Regions from separate parts of the Homo sapiens genome. Here region 1 is linked to region 2. Evidence: chromatin loops called from intact Hi-C (ENCODE). Cell type or tissue: endothelial cell of umbilical vein. All regions are shown on one strand. Each heading gives the region's core, and the rest is flanking DNA. Links, peaks and the distances in the headings are about the cores only.

Region 1 (5,384 bases), core at 214-5,213, 270 kb after region 2:
CACATTTCACAATATTAAAACTTACTACAAAGCAACAGTAATCAAGACAGTGTGGTACTAGGACAAGGACAGACAGACTGATCAATGAAACTGAACTGAGAACAGGAAGATGAGGGGACAATAGCTAAAGGGGTTTCTTCCTGAGGTGATCAAAATGTTCCAAAATTGAGTGCGATGTTTGCACATGTCTGAGAATATACCAGAACTACTGAACTGTATACCTTAAATGGATGAATTGAATTGTATGGTATGGTATCTCAATATAGCATTAAATAATGTAGAGACAAGGGGATCTGAAGAAAAATATTTGAGTCTGATTCGGTTTATCAGATCATTAGAGAATCACAGAAACCCAGAGTTGGAAGGGTCTGAAGAGGTTCTACCTCTTACCCAATAAATATATTCCTTCTATGACATCCCTAATAAGTTGCTCTCTAGTAGTTTTCAATCAAATTACCTTTGCTGCCTCTATCTGCACATCACTTTTTCCACTGCTGTAGCTTCAGTGCCTAGAAAGTACCCTGTTCTACCAACTTCCAGAAAGCCTCAATAATTACTAGCTGACTGATGTCTTACGTTCCAGCTAGAAGAAAAGTCTTCCTTATAGGGGTCAAATTTTCACTGCTTAGAGTTTCTTCTCAGTGAACATAATTCTGTCCTCATAGAGGCATACAAGAGGGACTTCACATATACATGCCACATTTTAAGTATTTGATATTGCATAGATCCCCTCTAAGTTTCTCAGTATAGCAAATTTTCTTTTTCTCTAACCACTGCTTTGGCCAAAAACCCAGGAGTGATCTTTCCTCATTTTTTCTTACCCCTGATTCATAAGCTTTGTTGGGTGTTCCTTCAAAATATATTTTGAATTAGACCTTTCTTTTTTTGAGATGGAGTTTTGCTCTTGTTGCCCAGGCTAGAGTGCAATGGCTAGATCTTGGCTCACCGCAACCTCTGCCTCCCGGGTTCAAGTGATTCTCCTGCCTCAGCCTCCTGAGTAGCTGGGATTACAGGCATGTGCCACCACGCCCGGCTAATTTTGTATTTTTAATAGAGATGGGGTTTCTCCATGTTGGTCAGGCTGGTCTCGAACTCCCGACCTCAGGTGATCTCCCCGCCTCAGCCTCCCAAAGTGCTGGGATTACAGGAATGAGCCACCGTACCGGGCCTAGACCTTTTTTTTTCCCCTTTACCTCCTCTACTACAACAACCCTCATCCAAAACAGTATCATTCTCTTGGATTACTACAGTTTTCTCTAGTGACTGCCTTGCTTCCACTCTTGACTCCCTATTTGCTTCATAGCTGCCAAAATAGTCTTCCTAATACTGCATAACAGGTAATAGCATTCCCATAATGCCCAACAGTAAAACCTGAAGTTTGTAGTATGGCTTGCAAGCCACTCTATCATTTAGCCTTGGGCTTCCTCTCCAATTGTATTTCCTACCACTCTCCCTTTTGCTTCCTATGCTCCAGCTGATCTGCTTATAATTCCAGAAACAAACCATATGTTCTCGTTTCAGGACCTATGCACTTGGTGTTTCTTCAGCCTGAAATATTCTTTCTTCATTTTGCATGACTTACTGCCTTAGGTCTCTGCTCAAATATTATCTCCTTAGAGAGAATTTCTAAGAAGGCTATAAGTAAATCAGCATCCGCCTCCCCTCCAGCTGCCATTCTCTACCTCATGCTCTGCTTTTTCTTCAAAGCACTTATGATCCATGACATCATGGGCATTTTTTATATCAGCCTTTTCTGCATAACAAACCACCCCAAAACTTAGTGGCGAAAAGCAACAATGTTCTTTTTATTTCTCACTTTTCTGTGGATTGGTAGGGTGGTTATTCTGAGCTGGGTAGTCCAGGATGGCCTCACTAGGGCCTAAGCTGGGATAGCTAGGCCTCTCTCTACTTGGTGTTTCTTCCGTCAGGAGGAGAGCTTAGTCTTCTTCACTTGGTGGACTCAAGGATCTAAGAAGGTAAGAGCTGAAGCTGCAATGCTTCTTGAGGCCTAGGTTCAGAAATCACATGTCATTTTTTGCTATATTCTATTGGTCAAAACAAATGACAAAGGCCAACCTGAATACAAAGGGTGAAAAATCAGACCACCTCTTGATGGGAGGAGCTATGAAGAATCTGTGGCCATTTTTAAACTACCAATTACCTATCTACTATTGTCTCTCACAGTGGAATATAAGATTCCTAACAGCAAGGTCTTTGGTTATCTTCTTCAGTATCTAGTGCATTATCTGGCTTACATTAAGTACTCAGTAAATTTTGTTGAATGAATAATTGCTCATATGACATTGTTTCCAGACACCTCATGATCCTGTTCAATTTCCTCTGAATACTATTTGGTTTGTCAGTATCCATAAAAAATCTGGGATCCAGAAACAGACACAAAATTCTAGATAAGATCTAAATGCCTAGCTCAGTACAGCTGGATAAATATTAATTGAATGAATGCATAACAAATAAATAGAGGATTGCAGTAATATTTGGTCTTTAATAAAGATACTATGTGTCCTTTATGCAGCTTAGGACTGCATAAAATTTTTAGCAGCTTTTATGCTGTTGAATCTTACAGGCCTTGAGATCAAATACATGTCCCATGGCTCTTTTCCATGTGAAACACTGCCAAATCTCTGTCCCACAGTTATACAATTGACTTTTGAGACTTAAAACATTACATTTATTTCCCCCAAAATTTAATCTCTTCTAAATCACCTTCTCTCGATCATTTCCACTGACAAACAAACCTGCTAAAAATTACTCAACAAGCTTTTATAATTAAAAAAAAAAGTAAAAAGCAAAATAAAACAAAAAACAGCATTTTTCCCTTAATGACTCATCCCTCTGTTGCAGACAATATTCCATTTCTCTCCTCCTCTTCCTCACAAAACTTCTCAAAATAGTTGTGTATATAAGCTAACTCAACTTCCGCATCTTTTCATTCCTTAGCCCTGCACCAATTAAAACTGTTTTTTAAGGTCATCAAAGTCTTCCAGTGTGGAAAAAATACTCTGGACCCTCCTCTCTATCCTTATTTTAATGGTTCTCATAGCAGCATTCAGCCCAGTTGATCACTTGGTTCCCTTAAATATATTCCTTTCTTAGCTTCTATGGTATCATTTTCTCCTTACATTTTTTTCCTTCTGTCTCCTTTGATGATTTCCCCTTTTCTAACTTGATCTATAAGTGTTTGGTTCCTTAGACCTGGATCCTCGGGGTTTTTTCCTCCTATTTCTTATCCATACTTTCACTTTCCATGACCTCTTAAGGTTGGTTTCAACACCATCTTATATTGATGATTCTTAAGTCCAGTCTGCTTCTCTGAACTCTAGAGTCATTTATTCAATTCCTATTCTCTATTTCCACTTGGACAATCTACTGACTAATTCATTTAACATCAACACAGTATTTCTTTTCTCCTAAACCTGTTTACAATCACCTGTCCACTCTAGATCATCCCCATTTCAGTAAATAGCTCCACCATCTACCTAATTTTTTGACTCAGAAATCAAGGGGAAATACTAAATTTCCTGTATCAAATCAAGCAGCAGTAACTGTTGCTTCTGTTTCTAAAACATATCTCAAATTCACTTTCTTGTCTCCCTCCTAAGCTAGGTCATCATTATTTCTCACTCATATTACTGTACCAGCCTCCTGGATGACTGGCTAGCCAATTAATTTGTCATACTGTCTCAAAAGTAACTTTCTGTACTTTTGCTTTTGGTTATGATGGAGTAGTGTGTTAGATGCTCACACTAAAAGCAACTAAAAAAAGCCAGTCAAAACTCACTACAAAAATGAAACAACCACTAAAAAACCCCACCTGTTGAATTAGTGTTACAGGGAAACTTCTAAGAAAACTATGGCTTGAGGGTCCAAAGATTCCGGAAGGGGAGGAAATTTAGAGGTAAAATGACATTCTGAAATTGCTTTTTCCCTTAGATTATTTGATGATTCTTGGTGGAACGCAAGAAATTAGAAGTATGGGCAATGGACACAAGAAGGCTGCTGCTGGGGGCAGGCAAGGCTTCTTGCAGTCTCACAAGCTGCTAAGACAAAAATTGTAGACTCAAAGATTTAGAACTCAACTGAAAAAGGCAAGTTTGAAAATAGAGCCTGATACACAGCTGATTTTTCCCTCTAAGTATATACCAAATTCTGAACTTGTACAGGGTAGAAGCAAAGTAGAAAGTTTCTGAAAAAAGCAAGAAGCTTCTGAAAAGCATAGTAAAGTTTTTGGAAGTTTCAAAATGCTAAGGAGACTGCGATTAGAGATCAGAACCTGCCACGCATAGGGACCCCACTGAACACCCCAGAAACCCAGCTGGAACCCTTAGAGCGGTGATTCTCAAACATTAGTGTACATTAGAATCAACTGGAGGGCTTCGTAACACACAAAATGCTGGGCCCCAACCCCAGGTTTTCTGATTAAGTAGGTCTAGGGTGGAACCTAAGAGTCTGCATGTCTAACAATTGCCCAGGGGAAGCTGCTGACAGTGTGGGGACCACATCTTTAGAAATACTGATAAAATGAAATACATCAACATTTGGATGATTTGTAACTCTCAGTGAAGCAGTATTTGACCAATGAATGACGTTACAAAATCACAGATGGGAAAAAAAAATTCAAAGTAAAAGATAGACCAATAGATTTTAATATAATAGACCTTGAAAGTTCATTGGCATGGTTTCAGGTTCCAAAATGCAACTAATCTTTAAGAAGCTACCACTTGTTGAGTTCTGGTTTAATAGCAAGGAAGAATATCTGCAATTATTTGAAAAGATGAATAAAATACTCTTTCCTTTCCCAACTACCTATTTGTGTGAAGTCGTATTTTCTTCATACATTTAAACAAAACAACATATCACAACAGAATGAATGTAGAGGTTGATATTTATATCAGGGTATTTTCTGTTAAGCCAGACATTAAAAGAGATGTGCAAAAATGTAAAACAATGTCACTTTACTCATTAGTCTTCAAAAATTTTATTGTGGAAAAGATATATTTTTATAAAGATTATGTTATCTATACTAATATATAAGAAGTTTAATATTTTAAAATGAATTAATAGGTAAATATATTTAAACTTTCTCAGTTTTAGGCCAGCACAGTGGCTCATGCCTGTAATCCCAGCACTTTGAGAGGCCAAGGTGGCAGGACGGCTTGAGTCCAGGAGTTAGGGACCAGACTGGACAACATAGTGAGAGTCCATTTCTACAAAGATAAAAATAAAAAATTAGCTGGGTATGTTGGCACACACCTATTGTCCCAAGTACTTGAGAGGCTAGGGTAAGAGGACTGCTTGAGTCTGAGAGGCCGAGGCTGAAGTGAGCTGTGATCACACCACTGCACTCTAGCCTGGGCAATGGAACA
Region 2 (5,384 bases), core at 128-5,127:
TTAGCTTCTGGTGTTTGCCGGCTATCCTGGGTGATCCTTGACTTGCAGGTGCATCTCTCCAGTCATCATATTGCATTCTCCCTGTGTGTCTGTGTCTTTTCTCCTCATCTTATAAGGACAGCAGTCATATTAGATCATGCCTACCCTAATCCAGTATGACCTAATCTTATCTTGATTACATCTGCAAACACAGTATTTCTAAATAAAGTCACATTCATAGGTATGGGGGATTAGGACTTATGTTAAAAGTATAATAATAATTAACATATCTTTTGGGGGGACACAAGTCAACTCTTACAAACCCTATGCCAGACGGGTTTAGATGTCCCCTTTTCAGTGTTTTCATAGCACCTTTTATTTAAATGTCTCAAAATAAGTGTCATTACTGTATTGGTATTTTCTGCTAAGTTGTTTCAGTCACTAGATTTCCACATCTGTGAAGGAAGAACATTGCAATGTCTTTGAATGCAGAGTACCTAGCAAAACACTCAACACCTAGTAGGCACTCATATGTTTGTCAAATGAAAGACTTTGTAATCATCATTATGATTGTGTGTCTGCTATGTTACTAACATATTTATATAAGGTTATGTAAATATTCTATATAATATTAATGTTTATTAATGCTGTATGTAATTGCTACCATTTATTGAGTATTTACCATGTGCTGGACATTATGCTGAACACTTTGGTTTTGTTTTATTAATCCCATTTAATCCTCACAAGAACATTAAAAGGTAAATATTATTCTCTTCATTTTACAGATATTATAAATGAGGCTTAGAATGATTAGTTAAATTTCCCAAAGTCATACAGCCAGTGCATGACTGCAGACTTGAGGTCTCCACACTTTGATATACTGCCTTCACCCAGGTGTTCTTCTTGGATGACCATGAAGACCAGTATGTCTATCTAGTATTCATGTTCTCCTTCCCCTGGTGAAGACACTGAAGCCCAGAGAGGTTAAAAAGCCAGTCAGCTGGCCAGGTGCAGTGGCTTATGCCTGTAATCCCAGCACTTTGGGAGGCCAAGGCAGGCAGATCACGAGGTCAGGAGATCGAGACCATCCTGGCTAACACGGTGAAACCCCGTCTCTACTAAAAATACAAAAAAAATTAGCCAGGCATGGTGGCGGGCGCCTGTAGTCCCAGCTACTCAGGAGGCTGAGGCAGGAGAATGGCATGAACCCAGGAGGCGGAGCTTGCAGTGAGCTGAGATTGTGCCATTGTACTCCAGCCTGGATGACAGTGCAACACTCATGTCAAAAAAAAAAAGCTGGTCAGCCTTAGGTCATCCAGCTGTGCCAGATCCCTTGACTTTAAGATCACCTTTTTTAAAATGTTCACTTTTCCTCTGCTGTTCACAAAACAGTTTTTTAAGAATGCTTGAAAAAAGAAAACATGGAATGAAAAAGAGCATTACTTTAATAGTTTACAAATTCAATGACATTATAGAACAACAAGACTTGTCAATTGCAATAGGAGACTTCTGAAAAAGTTTCTCCACTGGAAACTTCTGGTAAACAGAATGTCTTCAGGTATCACGTGGCTTCTCTGCAGAGTGATGATAGGTCAGTAATTTTAACCCAGTAATTCTGGAAAAAGAAGCAGCACAATTGCATGTTTGTTAGAGCCCTTCCAGCCTGTCTCTGTGCCCTGCACAAGTCCTGGGACCTGGCCCCACACACTTACTCTGTCCCTGGACTTGAGGGTCCATCTGGCGTCAGGCGGGAGGAAGGGGGCTCTGGAGCCCTGCATTCTAAGACTCAGCATCCAAGCAGGCTTTATGCTGGTCAGGCTGTGACCTGTGCTCCGTATCTGATAACTGAGGGGTCTATCTCCTTCCCCAAACCCCAGGCTTCTATTTTGTTGTCTGAATCCTGTCTTGCTTCTCCTGCCTGAATCCTGGCTTAGGTAACCTGCCAATTGGCCTAGTATTTCTCAACTTATGACTCCATGATGTTCCTGCAAACTTTATTTCCCCTGGGCTGGGTCTGAACCCTGGACCAGGGGGTGCAGGCCCTGTGACCTGTAGACAGAGTCCTCTGGGCAGCTGCCCCACCTGGACCTGTGTTTTATCTGCGCTAATAATCTCTGTGTTCAGCCACTTTGTCAGGACACCCTCAGCCCAGGACTACACCTGTAATGCAGCCATTTAGCCTGATTACTGCCTCTTTCTCTTATTATTTTCTTAAAACGCTATGTTCTTCCTTCCAGACCAGACTTGTTCCTAGTACTGACAACTTCTCTCTGTCCCTCCTCCCTGCCCACACCTAACCTAGTTAGTATGCCCAGCCTTGCCTGGCAAGAGGCCTCAACTGCCTTTCTTTCAAATGAAATCTAGTTCTCATCTCAAATATGAGACTCTTAACTGAGGCATTGACTAGAAAGGGCAGAAAAGGAGCAAGGCATGGCTAGCGGGCAGCAGACAAAGAGAGAAGAAGTGAGGAAGGGCGGCCCAGGCACCGGAGCCCTGGCCTGGCAGGGTGCATCTCTGACTCTGAGTTCCAGGGAGAGCAAAGTTGAAATTCACTAGCTTGAACAGCAGGGTCTCTCTGATCTGATCTAATTCCTGCAGTCTCTCCAGACATTGTGGCCACACTGCCAGATGCACACCATGAAAGAGCCATGAAAAATTGTTTGGAATTCCCCAGGCCTACCAGGCTCTCTCCCAGCAATTCCCTTCCTGGACTCTCTCTGTGTCCTCTGAGCCTCAGCTCATGTGTCCCGACTCTTTTGCTGAGTTTGGTTCCCATCCTTTATCCTCTCCTCAAACTCAAGTGGGGAACTTACTACTGTTACCTCTGTAACTCCAGATCCTGGCAGTCATACGTGCCCAGGAAATGCTGAATGGATCTTTAATTCAAATGAATGAGTGCTTTAATTAATTCAACTGCCATGCCTCTAAAATCCTGAACACAAAGCCCCAACCTGCCTTCTGAAAAATGCTCATCCAATTGATAAAACACTGGCCTGTGAATCAGTAAACAGGATTTTTTTTTGTTTGTTTTCATCTCGTCCAACTGGGAACAGACAACCAAAAAGAAACCTTTGCCGAGCCTTGGCTGTGGCCAGTCTCTGCTTGGAGCCGGCAACACAGAGAGGAGCCAGACAGGGCCACGGTCTGTGATGAATAACCCTTCCTTCCTGTCATTTCAGTACAGTTGTGATAAAGTTCTACTGTATACGTAATTGGATTCTTTCTTGCTGTGATTTAAGCAGTCCTCCTCTTTGCGCTGAGTAGAATTACAACTCATTATCTCTGAAGCTCACAGGGGCAGCTTTTCCTAACAGGGCATGGAACTGATTCTTCGGGTTGCGCTGCCTTCTCCCCTTTGTCTTCCTGTGTTTGTGTCTTCCTCGATTTTCAGTTTGTGCGTTTGCTTTAATGAGCGAGTACATCATATGCTCCTGTGCTGTTAGAGAAAACAATTTCCATCTTTACATATATTGTTAAAAAAGTAATGGGTTCTTTTTTTTTCTTAAAGTCTAATCCTTCCTTACTTTCTCCTCTCAAATACTGAATCTCCAATCCTTTCAGGTCCAACATAATTTACGTGTTAATTCCTTTCTAAGCTCTTTTCAAGCTACTGCACTTGCCATGCAGATTTCATTAAACCTCATAGTCTCCTCATACTGATGTCTCAGAAAAAAGCAAAGCAACTCTTGCTGTATATTAAAATACGTTGTACAAGAGTGGTATCTTCTGTCCCCATTTCTGGACATATATTTATTTACTTAGCCTTCAGAAAGAAAACAGAAGTCTGTTAACAACTAAAGAGAATGCAAGCACTGGGCTTCTCTTCTCATTTGTGGGAAACATCTGCTGATTATAATTCACAGGGCTCTCATTTCAGGGTTTGCAGTCCTGAGTGGTTTCAGCCTTAAATCATCCTGTGTTGGCAAATAATAGCGAGGGCCAGGCCAGGAAAAAAACAGATGAAGCCGATGTACGGAATGAGATTAAATAAAAGCACAAGCATGCCAATATTCCCATTGCCAATATTTCTTTTTCTAATATATTCACCTTGGAGGCCAATATGTTATTTTAATGATGATGATGTTGAAAACCATTCTGTTCTGGAACTTCTTTAGAATTGATCGGCAGGACCCATCTTGATTTTTTTAAGGGTAAAGTACATTTTAAGAAGTAGTGGCATGTATTAGATGAGTAATCATGTTGGGTCATTCTAGATGGAAACTTTGAAATAGTCACATTTAATACATGTTTAAATACTGAGGCAAAGACCTGGGCCCTCATTCTGACTCTGCCATCTGTTTGATTTGGAATGTTAGAAGTTTTACTTAAGTACTTTAAGCCTTACTTTCTTTTCTGTAAAATGGAAATCATACTTGTGAAACTTTCTGATGATTGACAGAATAAACAGAGTCATCTCTGTCACTTATAAAACTTTAAGTCTTTTGTGTGTCAGTTTGTACTGAGCAACATCAGCATGGAATCCTGGAGTCTTGGAATTCTAGCACTCCAAGAGATAATCCAGTCAAACAGTACCATATTACAGATGAAGAAACTGAGAGCCATAATTGTAGAGGAAGTACCTAGAATGTCAGGGTGACTACTTTGAAAGAAAATGCTTATTTGTCATTTATATTTAGGGTTCTTTTCTTTTAAAAAAAAATCCTCCTTTTACTGAAGTCACACTGATACACTATGAAATTAAATGGAGTTTTTAATAAATGGGACAGCAGTCCTCTTGGGGTTATAGATCAGAATCACATTGTTTATTCTGTTCAGCCCAGAGGAGGAGTGGAAATGTCCAAAGTAGCTGGCGGAATCTGTAAACCTTTTCCCAGAAAGGAAACGCTTTTGCTAGACCTTCTGTATTCTCTGGAGCTTCTTAGTAAACAAAGCGTGTGGTTATTCTTACATCTGCTTCTGGGCTCCTCCAGCCTTTCAGCACAGGTAAGCGAAGAGTGAGGCCATGCGGAGGCCTAAGGCACAGGCTGTACAGGAGAACTGTACAAAGGGGTTGTCGGGGGCAGGGGTGGCGGGCAGGAAGGAAGACTGGAAGTGATGTAAGATGAGGAGGGAGAAGAAGATAGGATGGTATGAGACAAGAAGGAAGTTTCATCCTTGCAGAGTAGAGGAGGGCACCATGATCTATCCTGGCCTGTCTATCTGGGAACATTTTCACGCCACCCATGAGACTTTTCTGCCAACAGGGAAACCCTCATGAACGGGATCCCCTTGTGGCTACTCAGTATAGTATTTTCATAGCCCCTGCTGTTAGAAAGGTCTTACTTATTAGTGTCTGTATGCCACCTTTGAAATCACTTGCTTCATTATCACACTAAAAAAAAAAAAAGCTGGAAAACCCATTTGTTTTGCACACTTTCTATTTTCAAGTGTGTGTGTGTGTGTGT

What was found. Peaks named below come from ENCODE experiments on the same cell type or tissue, not always from the same donor. Only the 100,000 strongest peaks of a DNase experiment are listed, where the experiment ranks them.
Region 1: it touches region 2 in a loop (2.2-fold over the local background); 2 of 110 quality-filtered maps call a loop at or near these places.

Annotation. Positions count from the first base shown.
Region 1 is chr13:43,093,441-43,098,824 of GRCh38, reverse strand. All of the region lies in intron 5 of DNAJC15 (DnaJ heat shock protein family (Hsp40) member C15), which reads right to left. Among named protein-coding and RNA genes, the nearest start is that of LINC00400, 17 kb to the left of the region's middle. In endothelial cell of umbilical vein, for the core only: no CTCF peak of the experiment used is centred there; DNase peaks (open chromatin) are centred at 2,784 and 2,844; H3K27ac peaks cover 1,712 bases.
Region 2 is chr13:43,362,173-43,367,556 of GRCh38, reverse strand. All of the region lies in intron 5 of ENOX1 (ecto-NOX disulfide-thiol exchanger 1), which reads left to right. Among named protein-coding and RNA genes, the nearest start is that of ENOX1-AS2, 84 kb to the left of the region's middle. In endothelial cell of umbilical vein, for the core only: no CTCF peak of the experiment used is centred there; DNase peaks (open chromatin) are centred at 3,156 and 3,866; H3K27ac peaks cover 2,988 bases.